Linked DNA regions of Mus musculus: region 1 is linked to region 2. A link is a contact called in ENCODE Hi-C data. All regions are on one chromosome and are shown on one strand. The core of a region is the stretch at or near the end of the contact, and the rest is flanking DNA. Distances in the headings are between cores, read along the strand shown. Region 1 holds the start of Btbd2 (BTB (POZ) domain containing 2). Region 2 holds the start of Grin3b (glutamate receptor, ionotropic, NMDA3B).

Region 1 (7,797 bases), core at 2,288-4,787, 690 kb before region 2:
CCCTCTTCTGGTGTGTCTGAAGACAGCTACAGTGTACTTACATATAATAAATAAATAAATCTTTGGGCCAGAGTGAGCAAGGTCTGTGAGAGCAGGGCCTGAGTGAGAAGAAAAAAAATGATATAAGACTAATTGTTTTTCGGCCAGGTAGCGGTGGCACATACCTGTAATCCCAGCACTTGGGAGGCAGAAGCAGGCGGATTTCTGAGTTTGAGGTCAGCCTGGTCTACAGAGCGAGTTCCAGGACAGCCAGGACTGCACAGAGAAACCCTGTCTCGAAAACCAAAACCAAAACCAAAAGACTAATTGTTTTTCTAATTCTATTCTATCATGGATGTTTTGTTTTCTGTGTTAAATGAATGCATTAAAACGAATTCCACACTGATCGTGTAATTCTAACACAAAGAAGCTCTGCAGCTTCCGATCCGAATGCCTGCTCTGACTCTATACTGTCCTACTTGTAGAGTTGTACAGACTTCGTTCCGTCTGCTTAATTTTGGTATGTAAGGTTTTAATTTATTTGTAAGTATTTAAAATATATAATAAAGTTTATTTATAAAAAAGCAAAACTAAAACCCGGGAAAGCAGAGAGCACGTTGGTGTAGTGCTCCCTCTAGCGGCCATGAGTTGGGCTGATTACAGGATAGAAGAGAAGACTCTGGAATTCACAAACACCCTTTAAAGACGTTGGCAATGGCCTGGAGGAGGTGGTGGTCTTTAATTAAAGGCGTGCTGCCTGTAATCACAGCGCTAGGGAGGCAGAGGCAAGAGGATCTTTGAATTCCAGGCCAGCCTGGGCTACAGAGGTTGTTCAAGGACAGCCAGGGGGCTGTAAACCCTTGTCTCAAAAAAACAACGACGAAACAAACCAAAAAAAGTGGTGGGCAATGAAGCCTGAAATTCTGCCACATGGGAAAGTGAGAGGTTTGCTCTGAGCCTACAGAGAGACACCTTCTGTGAAAAGAGCAGAGGTATAATGATTCCTATTAGTGATGCACCTCAGGGGTGGAGCCCTGCCTAGAATCCCCCAATGAGGAGCGGATGTGGGGCATGGTCAGGGGTGGAGCTCTGGCTAGAATTTAGCTCTGCCTTGAGTTCCACACCCATCTCTTCCACAGATGATCAAAGTCTGCACCCTAAAAATAAGGAAGAAACACAAAGGTTCTTTAAAGGGAGGAGGAACGAGCATAAAAGGAATGTTCCGGGGTCACAGAATCAGGCTGCTGTTTGAAGTGGGCTAACGGCCTAGACATTTTCCTGCCCATGCATCCTGTGCTTTCTGTGGCCTATTACGTTTGTGTTTTTCTCTTTGAATACTGTCTTAAGAAGGTTACTTGTCCTAATGTCAGGTCTGTCTGTCCAATTGTTCAGTTTCAATCTGTGTTCACATATGGAGCATCTTGCCCGCCTCATGAAGTGGGGATTCTAGGTTTCCAAAGATGTCCCCCGGGATCGCAGGACCTCTGTGTGTGTGAGTGTGTGTGTGTGTGTGTGTGTGTGTGTGTGTGTGTGTGTGTTCATGCGCGTGCGTGTAACCCTCGCTGTCCTGGAGCTTGCTATGTAGACCAGGCTGACGTCATACTCACAGAGGTCTGCCTACGTCTCTGCCTGCAAGTGCTGGAACTAAAGGCATGTATCACCACACTCTGGGCAGAATTTACAAGCATGCATCTAATGCTGCCACCATGTGTGTACTAGGACATTCCGTTTACAATCCTTTCCTGTCCACTGCTAACTGGCTGTGAACCCCCTGACTGTCCCAGTGATCAAATCAGGCTTGTCATAAGCACTTCAAGAGCAAAGTCCCTAATGGCAGGTGTTTAAAGATGGCGGCCTAGGAGAGCTGCCTCAACTCCCAGCCTTTGGCTACAAATAACAGAAAAACAGAGCAGACTTGCCCAGAACAGTAAAGACATTTATTAGCTGTCAGGACAAAAGGCCCTGAGCTATTGCGGCTTGCAGGCAAGGCCTGATCCAGGCTGTTGAAATCTGTTTGGATGGTTTATCCTCGTGCTAGGATTCTTTCTTCACTTTTATTGGTCCCTCTGCTGAGCCTGTTTCCAGATGAGATTCGTGAGACTCAGGACTAAGCCAGTCAGTCCCTGTTAATTAACCTGTGGAAACAAAGCTTGCCCTCCTTCCTCTCTTCCCCTTCTGCCTCCCTGAGTAGCTTTGTCCACCTTTGAATTTGTGATCCTCCTGCCTCAGGCTCCCAGTGCTAGGATGGCAGGTGTTGCCCACCATGCCCAGATACATAGTAATTCCTGCCCCTCCTCCAGTCTCTCCTTCCTCAGGCCTGGCCTGTCCTCTCCTCCTCTTTGTACCTTACCCCTCACTCCACTTCTTTCCCTTTCTGGGTTCACAGTCTAGTTTGGGCTCTTTTTATTATGGTTATTATTATTATTATTATTATTATTTTTTTTTTTTTGAGACAGAGTTTCTCTGTGTAGGCTGTCCTGGAACTCACTCTGTAGACCAGACTGGCCTAGAGCTCAGAAATTCGCCTGCCTCTGCCTCCAAAGTGCTGGGATTAAAGGAGCGCGCCATCACTGCCCAGCTAGTTTGGGTTCTTAATGTCCTACAGCCTAAGGCAGAGCCGGGATTGGCTAGGTTCAGGGGCTCAGGAGCATTGTGTGGGTGGGATCAAGGGCCTGAGACCTCAACATCCTCACTTCCTTCTGTTCCTCTCCGTTTCTCCTAACCTTCCCGCATTCACCATCTTCAAAGGCCTGTCCTTCTTCCTTTTTCCCTCCATCCCTATTCCTCTGTCGGCTTCCATCTAGACCCTGTGGCCCCGCCCTCTAGCCCCGGGGTGCTCAGATGCACCACGCCCCTTCACCTCAAGTCTGGGCCTCTTTCCTCCACTGTGTGATCTCCTCCTCCTCCTCCCCTCCCCTCCCCTCCCCTCCCCATGCTGTCTTTCCTGCTTCTTTCCTCTGTCTGTCCTTTACCTCTCCATGCCTTCCCTGCCTCTCCTCATCCTTCTCCTCCTGCCCTTGCTCGAATCCAGGGATGGCCTGCGCCTCCATGGCCCGGACTACCTCCCCTACCTCCTGTCTCTGCTCCTCCCCCGTTACCACATCCTTCTCTTTCCTCCCATTCAACCCCTCCTGTTGCCCTCCTCTCTGTCCCAGTATCCATTTCTCCCTCTCATTTCTCTCGGTCCCTTTTTCCTCTGTTTCCCCTTCTCCTTCCTCCTCTGGCATTTCGGGGCCCTCCTCTTCCTTGTCTCACCAATCCTGGGCCTAGCCCTGCCACGCCCATCCTCCCTCCCCTCCTCTCTACGCTCACAATCGCTTCTCCATCTTCCTCTCCTCCCTCCCTCCCTCTCTCCCTCCCCGTTTCCCTTTCCAATCCATCCTCCTCCCTAGCCTTGCCCTTTCTTCCCCCTTCCCGTCCTCCCGTTGGCTCCTCCCTTTTTGTCTCCTCCCCTCGCCCCTCTCAGGTCTCGGCTCTCTTTAGCCCCGCCCCTCCCTTCCTCCTCTCAAACGCCCCGCCCCATGACCACGCCCTCCGTGGCTCCGCCCCCGCGCCGCAGCGACAAGATGGCGGCGGGCGGCAGCGGGCGCGCGTCTTGCCCGCCGGGGGTCGGGGCCGGCGCGGGCAGCCTGGGTCCCAGTGCTAACGCGGCCGCCGCCCCCAGCAACGCCGCTGCCTGCGCCCCGGTGCCTCCGCCGCCCCCGTCCCCGCCGCCTGGGCCCGGGACTGACGCGCAGGCCGTGGGCGACGAGCGCGACGACGCGGGCCCAGGCGCGCTGCTGCGCGAGCCCGTGTACAACTGGCAGGCCACCAAGCCCACGGTGCAGGAGCGCTTCGCCTTCCTCTTCAACAACGAGGTGCTGTGCGACGTGCACTTCCTGGTGGGCAAGGGGCTCAGCTCGCAGCGCGTCCCCGCGCACAGGTGGGCCGCCGGGACGCGCCCGGACCCTGCAACCCCAGACCCTGCATCCCCAGACCCTGAACCCCACCCAGACCCTGCACCCCAGGAACCAGCACCCTGAAACCCTGCGCCCTACCCGGGACCGTTCATCACAGACCATGCACTCCACCTGGACCCCGCACACTCTAAACCCCGTAGTCCACTCAGAGCCTGCACCCCCCCATTCTGTTCCCCCACCCGGATCCTGCACTTCACCTGGACCCCGCACCCCATGAACCAGCACCTTAGAACCCTGCACTCAAGACCTTGAACTCCACCCAAGACTGCACCTCAGACCTGCACCCCTATCCAGGCCCTGCATCCCAGGATCCTGCATCCCAAATCCTGCAGTCAGACCTTGCAGTCTGCTTGAACCCTTCATCCCAACCCTAATCCCAAGAGCCTGGACTGCACCCAGATTCTTTATTCCTAGATATTGCACCCCAGACCTTGCATCCTAGAACCCTGCACCCCAAGAATCTGCATTCCACCCAGGATCATGTACCTCAGACTCTACACCCCACCCAGACCTTTCACCACCCCTGGACCCTGAATCTGGAGCCTCAGGCTCTTACCTTAGGATTCCTGACCCCTTCACCTGAACCTGGTTCCCACAACCCCCTTCCCCCACAGTGTACTTCCTAAACATGGGAACCTGGAGGTTCTGTTGGGTCCTGCCTGCCTTGAACCTGGTTCTAGGGCCATTTCATTTTATCCTTAGGTTCTGCTCCGTTCTATCCTGGATCCTCTCTGCTCTCTGAATCCATTAGTCACCCCAACATTCCTCCAGCTTATCCAGTTCTAGGGCCCCCTCCGTCCCCACCCATGACCCCTTAGATCCCCTTCTTACCCCATGTTCACACCTCACACCATCTAACCTACTGGCCCCATCAGAGACCCTTGCCTCTTGTTCCTCCAGCACTGGGCTTCCAGCCTGTCTGAGCCATCACCCCCAGACCTCACCATGGCCACGATGAGTTGAGCTCTTTGGGAGTGGGCAAGGGTCTGGCACAGCCTCAGAAAGGATTGAGGCCTTTTGCGAGTTCTGTGCAAGCTGTGGTAGCGTGTACCGCCTGCCAGTGCGGTTCTTGGCACATGACCTTTATGACCATGTGGGGTAGCTTGTCCAGCTTGATGGCAGGAATGGGGAATGTGGACGTGGGTGTGTGTGTGTAGCCCTCTGGGAAAGAGAGAAGTGGTCTCTTGCTGGAGGGGCAGAGGTGAGGGGAAGTGTTGACTCAGAGGTCTCTCACTCAGGTGGGGGCCGGAGCAAGAAGAATGGGGATGTTGTAGCCCCTTTACAGCTTGTGGAGAGTTGGGGGGGGGGGGCTTCACAGGTGGTACGGTGGGCAGTGGAGGACTTGGCTTCCAAGTGGCTGAGGTTTCTTAGTGGTGCTGTGGAGGGTTGCTAAGGGGTCGGCTGCCTGACTTGTTGGAAGGCACCAGAAAGACCCTTCAGGTCCTTCCTTCTTCTGAGCTCTCTGGGCCTTAGTTTCCCTACCTGTGAACTGGACTCATTTAGATAACCCCATCTGGGACTGCTCGAATGTGTTGCCTCTGTATTGTGCTTGTAACAGTCTCTCAGGGTTCAACACAGACGAGTCAGAAGGTAGCTGTGGGGAAGGGCCATAACTCCCTGGGCCTGGCTGCCACCCACCAACCATGTAGCTCAGGGTTGACTGTCAGTGTAGAATCCAGGAGCAACGTGTGTGGTGACCCAGACATGAACTCAGTTACTTCTTGGCTGAGGCAGGAGGACTGCAAACTCTACATCAGTCTGGGTAGCCTAGGGAGATTCTGTCAGAGAAACTATAAAGACTCAGGTGTGGTGGCACAGGCCTTTAGTCCCAGCACTTGGGAAACAGAGGCAAGTGGATCTCTGTGAGTTCAAAACTAGCATGGCCAATAGCAAGTTCCAGAACAGCCAGGGATACTTAATGCCACCCTGTCTCAAAAACTAAAGAAAGAGGGCGGGTATGGGGGACTTTTGGGATAGCATTCTAAATGTAATTGAGGAAAATACGTAGTAATAAAAATATTTAAAAAAAAATTAAAGATTAAAGAAAGCTATACAAGGAAACTGAAGGCTGAGGGCATGGCTTGGGAACCCCCAGTGAATGGCTGAGTGCGGACACATGCCAATCTGGTTCAATGTCCAGCGCTGAAAAGTAAGATTGTTTTAAGGCAGCTGGAGAGTGGCTCTGTGCTGAAGAGGGTTTGCTGCTCTTGCTGAGGACCTTTGGATTCAGCTCTCAGCGGCCACATTGCATGCCTTAAAGCAGCTTGTAGCTCTGGTTCTCAGGGTTCTGAAACCTCTGGTCCCTGAGGGCACTTGCACTCACAGGCCCAGAACTTAAAAGAAAGACTAAAGATTAAAGAACAGCTCCTCCTGGGGGCTGGAGAGCTGGCTCAGCAGTTTAAAGCACTGACTTCTCTTCCTGAGGTCTTGAGTTCAATTCCCAGCAACCACATGGTGGCTCACAACCATCTGTGTAATGGGGTCTGGGAGGATGTCCAGCAGCCTCATGTGGCCTGAACAGACCTGGGTTCCGGAAGCTGGCCTGCAGGACCTATGCATGCCTCACGCTGATGCTTTCCTTGTTTTGGGTCCTGAGGAAGAACCTAAGGGGGTGCGCAGGTAGCCGAGCTCTCTCCTAAGGCATACCCGGAGTCTCTGGATCCCTGTGGTTTCTGACCACTGTGTGACCACAGAAGCAGACAGAGCTACTGTAGTCAGAGTGATGGATGATTCAGAGTAAAGGCTTCTGCGGGACTCCTGGCCATGCTCCATCAAGGTCACAGATGACAAGGAGCTTTTCAGGGCAGAGGGGTGCCAGGCCCCTACTTTGTCTGGGTACCTGGACTGACACTGAAGAAAAGCTCTGTGACACCTGAGGCCACTCAGAAGCAGTGAGACAAGCTGATTGGTGTGTGCCTGTCACCCAGCCTGTGGGAGGGAGGCTGAGGCAAAAGGAGCAAAGATTTATCTTTGGCTACATAGTGAGTTAGAGGCCAGCCTGGGCTACATGAGTCTCTGTCTACAAAACAAAGCAGGAATTGAGAAGACAGATAACTAGATAAAGTTTGCACTGACAGAAAAGCTGGACAGACAACTAAGAAGATAAGGGGTCCTTGGAACAACCTAGGGGTTCAATGAAAGACCCTGTCTCAGTAGACAAAGTAGAGAGCACTCGTGGTGGACCCCAGTACTGACCTGGCCCGCAAATTCATTGAAAGGACCAGACATTAAGAGCTTTCAGCTAGGGTTGGATGTAGCTCAGTGGTGGAGTACTCCTGGGTTCGAGCCCCAGTCTTAAAGAAAATGTTTTGAGCAGCTATATAGTCTCCTTAGCTACTGTTGGACTCGGCTGTAGCCATAGGCAGGAGGACCTTCAATACGAAGTTTTGTTCAAGTGAAATAGTAGCAAAAACCTGTGTGTGTTGTGTGTGTGTGCATCCCCAGTACATGTTCTAATGGTTTTGCTGTTGTTTTTGAGACATGCTGGCCTGGAACTCTCCAGGAGCTCAGGCTGTATGGAAACTCTTGCAGGACCCAGCCTGGTCCTCCTGCGTACTGGAGTGACAGGCCTGCCCTCCGTGCCCTGCCCTTCCGATAGCTTCTGAGGAGCCGCCCACCCACCAGCATTTTCCAAGATGGCTACAGCTCCCACACTGCCTGCTACATGGCTTCTGAAGCCACCTGGGTCCACTTGGGAGCAGTGGGCCTTGGGGTGCGGAGTGCGTGGCTCCTCAGAGTGCCCTTCAGGGTCCCCCTCTGAAGCCACCGCTCTGCACGCCTCCTTGTGGGCAGATCCACAGTTTTGCAGGCTGTCCTTTTTTGGGACACATGGCTTCCCTAGTTGTCTGTCCTGTCTAAC
Region 2 (7,244 bases), core at 454-2,953:
TCTATGCCAACCACCTCCTATGCATCCTTCAAAATCCAGCTCTGTTGGCTCTTCTCTATGGAGTCCTTGCTACCATTTTTCAGGGAGAGCCTTGCACATCTCCGGAGCTTACTCCTCTTCAGTTCTGACCTAGTCCCGCCTACCTCCCCAGGAGTCCCCTTGATAGACAAGTTCTGGGGCTGGGGTTGTATTGCATATTTGGAATACAAGACAGTCCAAGACAACTAAAAACCACAGGGTGCTGCCTGGCAGCACAGGTACCGAGGATGCCACAGCTCTGTGTAGTGAGGCCAGGCCAATCCCGGAGGAGACAAGACTGGCTCAAAAGCTGGCAGCACACACAGGTGCCGTTCACAGGTCAGGAAGCAGGGGTCATTGTCAGCTTGGGTCTGGAGTCTCCCACCAGACCCAGGAAGCCTTAGGGATACCAAGATATAGGTCATTAATGCTCCTCTGGGGCTAGGGTCTCCCTGGATGCAACCTCATGACAGGTTATGGAGGAAGACCTGAGGTCTCCTGTGTCCCAGGCATCTAGGAGTCATGCTCCAGGGCGCTGTCTCTGGGTGGAACCTTTTGCTGGCCTGCCTTGGTAACAACCCAGTTGGGTGTAATGTCACACACCTTTAATCCCAGTGCTAGGAAGACAGAGGCAGGTGGATCCCTGAGTTTAGGCAAGTCTGGTCTACACAGTGAGAGACTGTCTTAAAACATCAGAGAGAGACAGAGAGAGACAGAGACAGATGAGACAGAGAGATGAGACAGACAGACAGAGACAGAGACAGAGACAGAGACATATCAAGTACAGGGATGACTTGTGCTGCCCTGAAACTCAAGGCCACCTGAAACTCAAGGCCATCACAGAGCTCTGGGTAAGGAGTTGTCTGGCCTTTAAGGAGGGAAAGGTGGGGTTTCTGGGAGGATTTCCCACACTGTCCAAGCCCAGGAAGAGGAGAGCGGAATACTGTTCTAGCCAAAGCATGTTAAGGCATCTTGGGAGGGAAGGGCTGGGACAGGGGTCCTCTCCATCTCCTGATTGGAGAAGTGTGGGGTTCCTTAGCTTCCCGTCCCCCGCCCCCAGGGTTTCCCGCGCTCTCAGCGTACCGGAGCTCCGAGGGGCGCGCGCACCTCCCTCCGTAGGACGCTCAGCACCGGGGTCTCTGTGGCAGCTGCCAGGAACTGCAATAGCCGTAGCTCAGGCCGCGCCTCGGGAAAGGTTATAGAGGCCACCACGCCGGGCGGTGCCAGAACCTGGCACAGACCTCGGGCCAGCGACGCGGGGTCCCGGGTTGGGGACGCGACGGCCACTAGCTCCAGACTCAGGTTGTGCGGCAGCCGCGGGGAAGGGGTGGCCAGGGCGGCTAGGACGCGGGCGCGGGCGGCGGGCGCCCGGGGTAGGAGCGCAGCCAGGCGCACGGAGGCCCCGGCGCGCGTGGGAACCCCGCAGGGCTGAGGGTGACCGCGCACCACCCAGGACCCTCGCGCCAGCGCCAGGGCCAGGCTGAGCCACAGCGTCTGCACACACTCCATCCCGATGGAAGTTACCACTGTGCTGTGCGAGGGTAAGGAGACATCCCAGCCAGCCCCGCTCTCGTTCCTCCTGCCGGTCCGGGTGTCCACAGGAGGAGGAGCTGGGCCGCTGCCTAGGTTTGCTGTGCCACGCAGGGCAGAGTTGGGTGATGCCTTCCACTGCTCAGACTGAAGCTCCCAGAGCAGTCTGTGGCCAGTACAACACTGTGTGCAGCCTGGGGGTAAGTGAGGCAGGCACATCTGGTAGAAATCTGTAGGATAGATCTCCTGTTCTCCAGCCCGGTCAACATTATTGAATCACAAACTTAAAAAGAAGGAAGAAAAAGCACATGTATTTATATCTTGTGTTTGTTGGGGGAAAAGTACACTCCCCACACTCGGACAGTTTTTGGAGATTTCTTCTCTCCTGTGGGTCTTGCTGATCAGATCCGGCCATCAGACTTGGCAGCAAACATCTTTACCCACTGAATCGTGTTTGGTTTTCGTTCTCTCTTTTTTTTCTCGAGACAGGGTTTCTCTGTGCAGCCCTGGCTGTCCTGGAACTCACTCTATAGACCAGACTGGCCTCGAACTCAGAAATCCACCTGCCTCTGCCTCACAAGTGCTGGGATCAAAGAAGTGTGCCACCACTGTCCGGCTTCTCTTTTAAAATATTTACCACTGCCAACACCAACAAAAGTAGCAGCAGCATTCTTCTTTTTGTTTGTTTATTTATTTTTAATTAGGTATTTTCCTCGTTTACATTTTCAATGCTATCCCAAAGGTCCCCCATACCCACCCCCCCAATCCCCTACCCACCCACAACAGCATTCTTCTGAGACAGGGTTTTATTATATAGCCCTGACTAGTCTGAACTCCTTATTTAGACCAGGCTGACCCTTAACTCTTTAGAGAGAGCCATCGGTCTCTGCATCTGGAGGGCTGGGGTTGTGCGTGCACGTGGGTGCGCGCCTCCATGCCTGTGAAACCACTGCTCTCGAGATCACAGAATTCCCTAGTGCTGGATATGAGCCACTCAGTGTTGGTGCTAGGAACCAAATCGAGTTCTTTACAAAAGCAGTCTGAACCAACCATGGAGAAATCTTTCTGCTTTCCAGAACTCTTCTTCACCCTTCAAAACCCAGGATCAAATGTCCTGCTGAAAACCACGGCCACCCAGACCGTGCATCACATCCCTCTCATGTGCTCGACTTCCTATGGACTCATTTAGTGACCACTGCCCCTGTCAGTTCAGGGAGCACAAGGGCAGACGCTGCCCTCCTGGGTCTCAGGACTTGCATTACAATAGGCACTCTATAATTGTTCTGGAACCTTCTACAGCTCCCAGTTGTCCAGGTCCCCCAACTCAACTGACTCAGAACCCGGTTCACTTGTTATCCCAAACGTGGCCTGTAGGATCAGGGAACAGAGGCTGCCCCAGCCAGGAGGCTCCTGCTGGGAATTCTGAGGTCTGTCCTCACAGACGCTCTGGAAGATGTGGCATTCCCCCAAAATCCTGCACTGCAGCTGCCTGCAGGGAACACTCAGCCCTGATGAATGAATCTACACTTGGTCAGCTCCCCCTCCCCCCCCAAAACCTCACTCTCCCTGCAAAGCAAAAAACCAAACCAAAAAAACATCCATCAAGCAAATAAAAAAGCCAGCAAGATGACTGCACTTTGAGCTGGTTTTTAATGAGATGGCTTGGCTCAAGATGGCAGGCTGTCTAGGCACCTGGCCAGGGATCCAAAGGACATCAGGCTTGGGGTCCTTTAGGGTTCCAGTCTGGGGCTAGTCTGTCCTAGTTGCCATTGTCACCAACCACTTCAGAGATCCTCAGGGTGCTCTTCCTGAAGCTGAGATGTTGCCAGCCTTAGCTCCCCTTCCTCTGACATCTCCTTTTTGTCTATACTGTCACCTGGCACTCTTTCAGTAGGTCACCACACAGTCCTGGGTGCCGGCTCTATTCCACTCACTGAACATGAGACAGCTGGACTGCAGGCCTGTCAGGATTCACTATCACTCCTAACAGAAGGGCCAAGTGGGACCTTCCACTCCAGCTGAATGACAGGAAATTCATGCAAGGCCTTTTTGGGGAGTGGGAAAGCACATCTCACAAATGTGAATTATCCCCCCGAATACTGTTCCAGACATTTCCTGCCATGGAACCCTTCAGTGGCCTTTGTCCTCAAGGTTCCTCCGTACTTGATGGCTGGACCACACAGCGTCCACTTCCCTCCCATGGGGAATGGGGCTGTACTGGTCTACACTGCCCCACTCCTGTTGCCCGAGGAAGTTTATGGGGGCTTGGTGCAGGCTGCCCCACTGCTCAGGAGACTGGGGACTTAGATCTTGCTTGGCATTCACCCAGCCTAGTATTTACAAAGGCTGAATTCTCCAGTCAGTGCGGGGAAGCTGAGGCAGACAAATGAGGGAATACAGCAAGGCTTAGTAAGGAGGCTGGGACAGATGAAGCAGATCTGCAGGGGGACCCTGCCTTCCAAGCCAGCCTGGGCTAGTGAGGTTCTGGCTTGGATGGGGGAAGTACAGGCAGATGGTCTCTCAGTCCAGCCACAGCAGGTGGGGACCCAATATTTGGGTGGCAAGTTATGGCTCCACCCAACATCTGCCACTGTCCCTAGCCAGAATCTGAGACATAATTAGGAGTATAATGAACACCCAGTCTCAAGAGACCTCCAGAGGCCTTTGGTTGGGTCCTGGGGACCCATGGCTGGTAGAGTGCATACCTTCTTGTCTCTCTCCAGACCTTCCCTGAGGGAGCAACAGCTACAAGGAGCCAGGGGACTAGGGGAGGGGCCAGGGTGGAAAGGAAGGAAAGTACAGGGAAGAGGACCCAGAGGTCCATGTCATAGGAGGCTGTGGTCCCCCAGGGTATGGTCACATCTTGCCACCTGAGGGCACAGCTCTTCTGAGCTGCAGTGGCAACAGCTCTGATAAATCACAGATCTTCTGGATTGTTAAGCAGGGCTGTCAGTTGCAGGCAGCTTTCTGGAAGGTTCTGTTGGTATTTGGGTATTTGAGGTAGCCCCAGGACACGATGTGAACACTGAGCTTTGGACAGCTGTGAAGGACTGATTGCTGCCTGATTGGCCCTCATGAATGGGGACTCTGCAGTCGGCCCCCCACTCACCGCACCCCATCCCCCAGGCCCGAGGCCTTCCAACCAAGCCCCAGCCCAGATAGGGACAGAACAACCAAGGCGCACAATTTAAGAATTGTCCATCCTTTAGTCCATCCTTTGTTAAAACACTAGATCACAGCCCCGTGGCAAGTGTTTGTGTGGCAGTGGCCCAGCACGTCTCACTTGGAGGGCCGTGTGATGATGCGCGTGGAGAAGTCGAACAGGTCCCTGTTGATCTTGCGCAGGCTACGCACCTCATCCTCCAGATCAAACACACGTGCTGGCAGCATCTGGCTGCCTAGCATGTTCTGTGGAGAGAGGGGCTGTGGGTAGGGCTGTTCCTGTCCGCCCACCCTGGACCTGCCCAAAACCAGGACTCGCCCTGCTTACCTTCTCCAGGTAGCTGGACAACACTGCCTGCAGCTGCTCCAGACGCTCCAGGTAGCTAGGCTCTTTGCCCTGTAAAGTAGCATGATCACCCCCGCTGTTCCCTGCCCTCAGAGGACCCAGCCTCCACCACAGGACCAGAGTCCAGGGCTGAGGGCCACGTGGGAACCTGTAAGATCCAGGCCAAGAAGACTGCAGAGCATAAGGCAGGTTGGGCCAATGCCCAGATCCAGCAATAGGACTGCAGGGGTGGGGCATGACTGCTGAGCTTCTTGGACCCTAGGCCCTCACCCTGTCTGTCACCTTCTGTGAAAGGGCCTGCCACTGTAGAGTGGCACAGACCTAGGTCAAAGCCCCAGGGGCAGCACTGAGGACACTGGGTAGAAGCCCCTTCCTGGTGAGGTGTCTCCTGACCTCAGGCTGCTCTGACTCTCTCTCTGGCCACTCACTGAGAGCAATGTGACAAGTCAGCTGAGCCCGTTAGGCTGACACAGTATGCCTTCAGACAGGCGTATGTTGTGGGGACGGATGGCAAGAGCAGCAGTGGATGCCAGTGACCTGGGTAGCAAGGGTTCAGAAGCTGTTGATGCCAGACAGGCACACCAGCAGCAGCAGAAGGAACTCTGGAGTATAGAATGTTCTAGAAGAGTGGCTGTGGGTCCTACCTGCAGGTGGAGCCCTAGCTGCAGGCGCAGGCCCCCACCCTGGGCTTCATCTCCATGCTCAGCCCCCAGCAGGTGCTTGTTGAAGTGGGGCAGGGGCAGGCTGGGCCTGAATTCAGGGTTCAGCATGCTGGGTGGGGCCAGAATGATGGCTGCATTGGTCACTGGGCCTGAAGGACACAATAACACAACATCAGGGGCCTGGCTGGCAGGACAGGGCCCTGCCTTGTCCCTGTGTGGCCACGCTGCCTCGGGCACACCTTTGAGGGTGACTGTGCGCAAGCACTGCTTGCTCTTCACGTCCCACAGCCTCACTGATTCATCGTGGGAGCCAGAGAGCAGAACACTGCCGTCTGTTGACACTGACAGGCATGTCACTTGGTTCCTGGGAGAGGAGGATGGGGGTTAGGTGCTTCACGGTGTGGGCACTGTGCTAACCCCACCTCCTGAGGTGACTACCTGTGTCCTTTGAAGACCTTCCCTGTGTTCTGCTCAGGCTGGAAGCTGTGCTCCCTCAGTCCGGGCTGGGGGTAGAGACAGGTCGTTAAGTGCCTGGGATGTAGGGCAAAGGACTGTGGGCTCCCTCAGTCCCAGAGGGCCACTCACCCAGCTGCACAGGTCCACCTGGAAGATGGAGCCATCGCTGCCTCCACAGAATATGTGGTGCTCGGCCAGGTCCATGGTCACAGATGTGATGCCCATGTCAAACAAGACAGACAGCAGCAGGTCCCCCGAGGAGATGGCCCAGAGCTGCAGGAATGGGAAGCCTGGAGCTGTGGACATCCAGGCACACAGCCAAGTCGGGGGGCCAGGAGGCATGGGGGCCATCGCACCATCATGCCCATGCTACCAGCCTCTGAACCCCCACAGAATCACAGGCACCCCAGCCAGGGAATATGTCTCCAATCCTGCCCTCAATCCCTGTGCTCCTAGGCAGAGAGAGGCAAGGGGGTCTGTGAATCCCTAGCCAATCTGGTGTACAAACCAAGTTCCAGGCAAGCTGTGGCCACACAATGAGACAGTCTCAAAAAACAAGCAAAAAACTGTTTAAAACTAGAAGATAAAAGAGGGCTGAGGTGAGGCTCAGGTAGAGCACTGGTCTAGCAGATGCAGGGCCTGGGTTCCATCTCTAACACTGTGCCAATAACAAACAAACAACCCTACACACTCAAGGGCATCTGGCCACTGAGGCGTGGACGAGTGGGAATTTCCAGCAGACAGGCTGGACAGTCCATCTCTGGGTGTCCTTGGTCGGGCATAGGGATTATGGGCTGTCTGGAGCCCAAACAGCCAAGGCAAGGGAGATGCCAGTCTCCCTCCCTCCTAGCTGAGATCCAGTGGCTGCCAGGAATTCATGGGTCGAGGCTGGGGATGCTACCTTCACAGTCTGGTCCAATGAAGCGGTGGCCACCCGGGCCATGGGGCCTCCGAAGCCGCAGTGCAGGTCTGTGATTGGGAGCGTGTGCTGGGACCAGACATGTCTTGGGGCAAGGATCCTGGATGGGTCTGCCTGTAGCACACTGGGCACACAACAGCAGTGAGGCCAC

The links. A loop is a pair of places that touch in the nucleus more often than their neighbours do.
Region 1: a loop to region 2 is called in a map of T-helper 2 cell, with 5 times the contacts of the local background. The contact joins the promoter of Btbd2 here to the promoter of Grin3b in region 2. A Hi-C loop is called at or near these places in 1 of 37 maps with a recorded cell type or tissue (T-helper 2 cell).

Annotation. Positions count from the first base shown.
Region 1 is chr10:80,652,234-80,660,030 of GRCm38, reverse strand. It overlaps Btbd2 (BTB (POZ) domain containing 2), which reads left to right and starts at 3,537. Exons shown (of 9, transcript NM_145361.3): 1 at 3,537-3,901. The coding sequence starts at 3,546.
Region 2 is chr10:79,965,183-79,972,426 of GRCm38, reverse strand. It overlaps Grin3b (glutamate receptor, ionotropic, NMDA3B), which reads right to left and starts at 1,703. Exons shown (of 9, transcript NM_130455.2): 1 at 1,102-1,703. The coding sequence starts at 1,527. It overlaps Wdr18 (WD repeat domain 18), which reads right to left. Exons shown (of 10, transcript NM_175450.4): 4 at 7,076-7,217; 5 at 6,304-6,447; 6 at 6,157-6,221; 7 at 5,958-6,082; 8 at 5,701-5,867; 9 at 5,039-5,107; 10 at 3,181-4,956. The coding sequence ends at 4,828.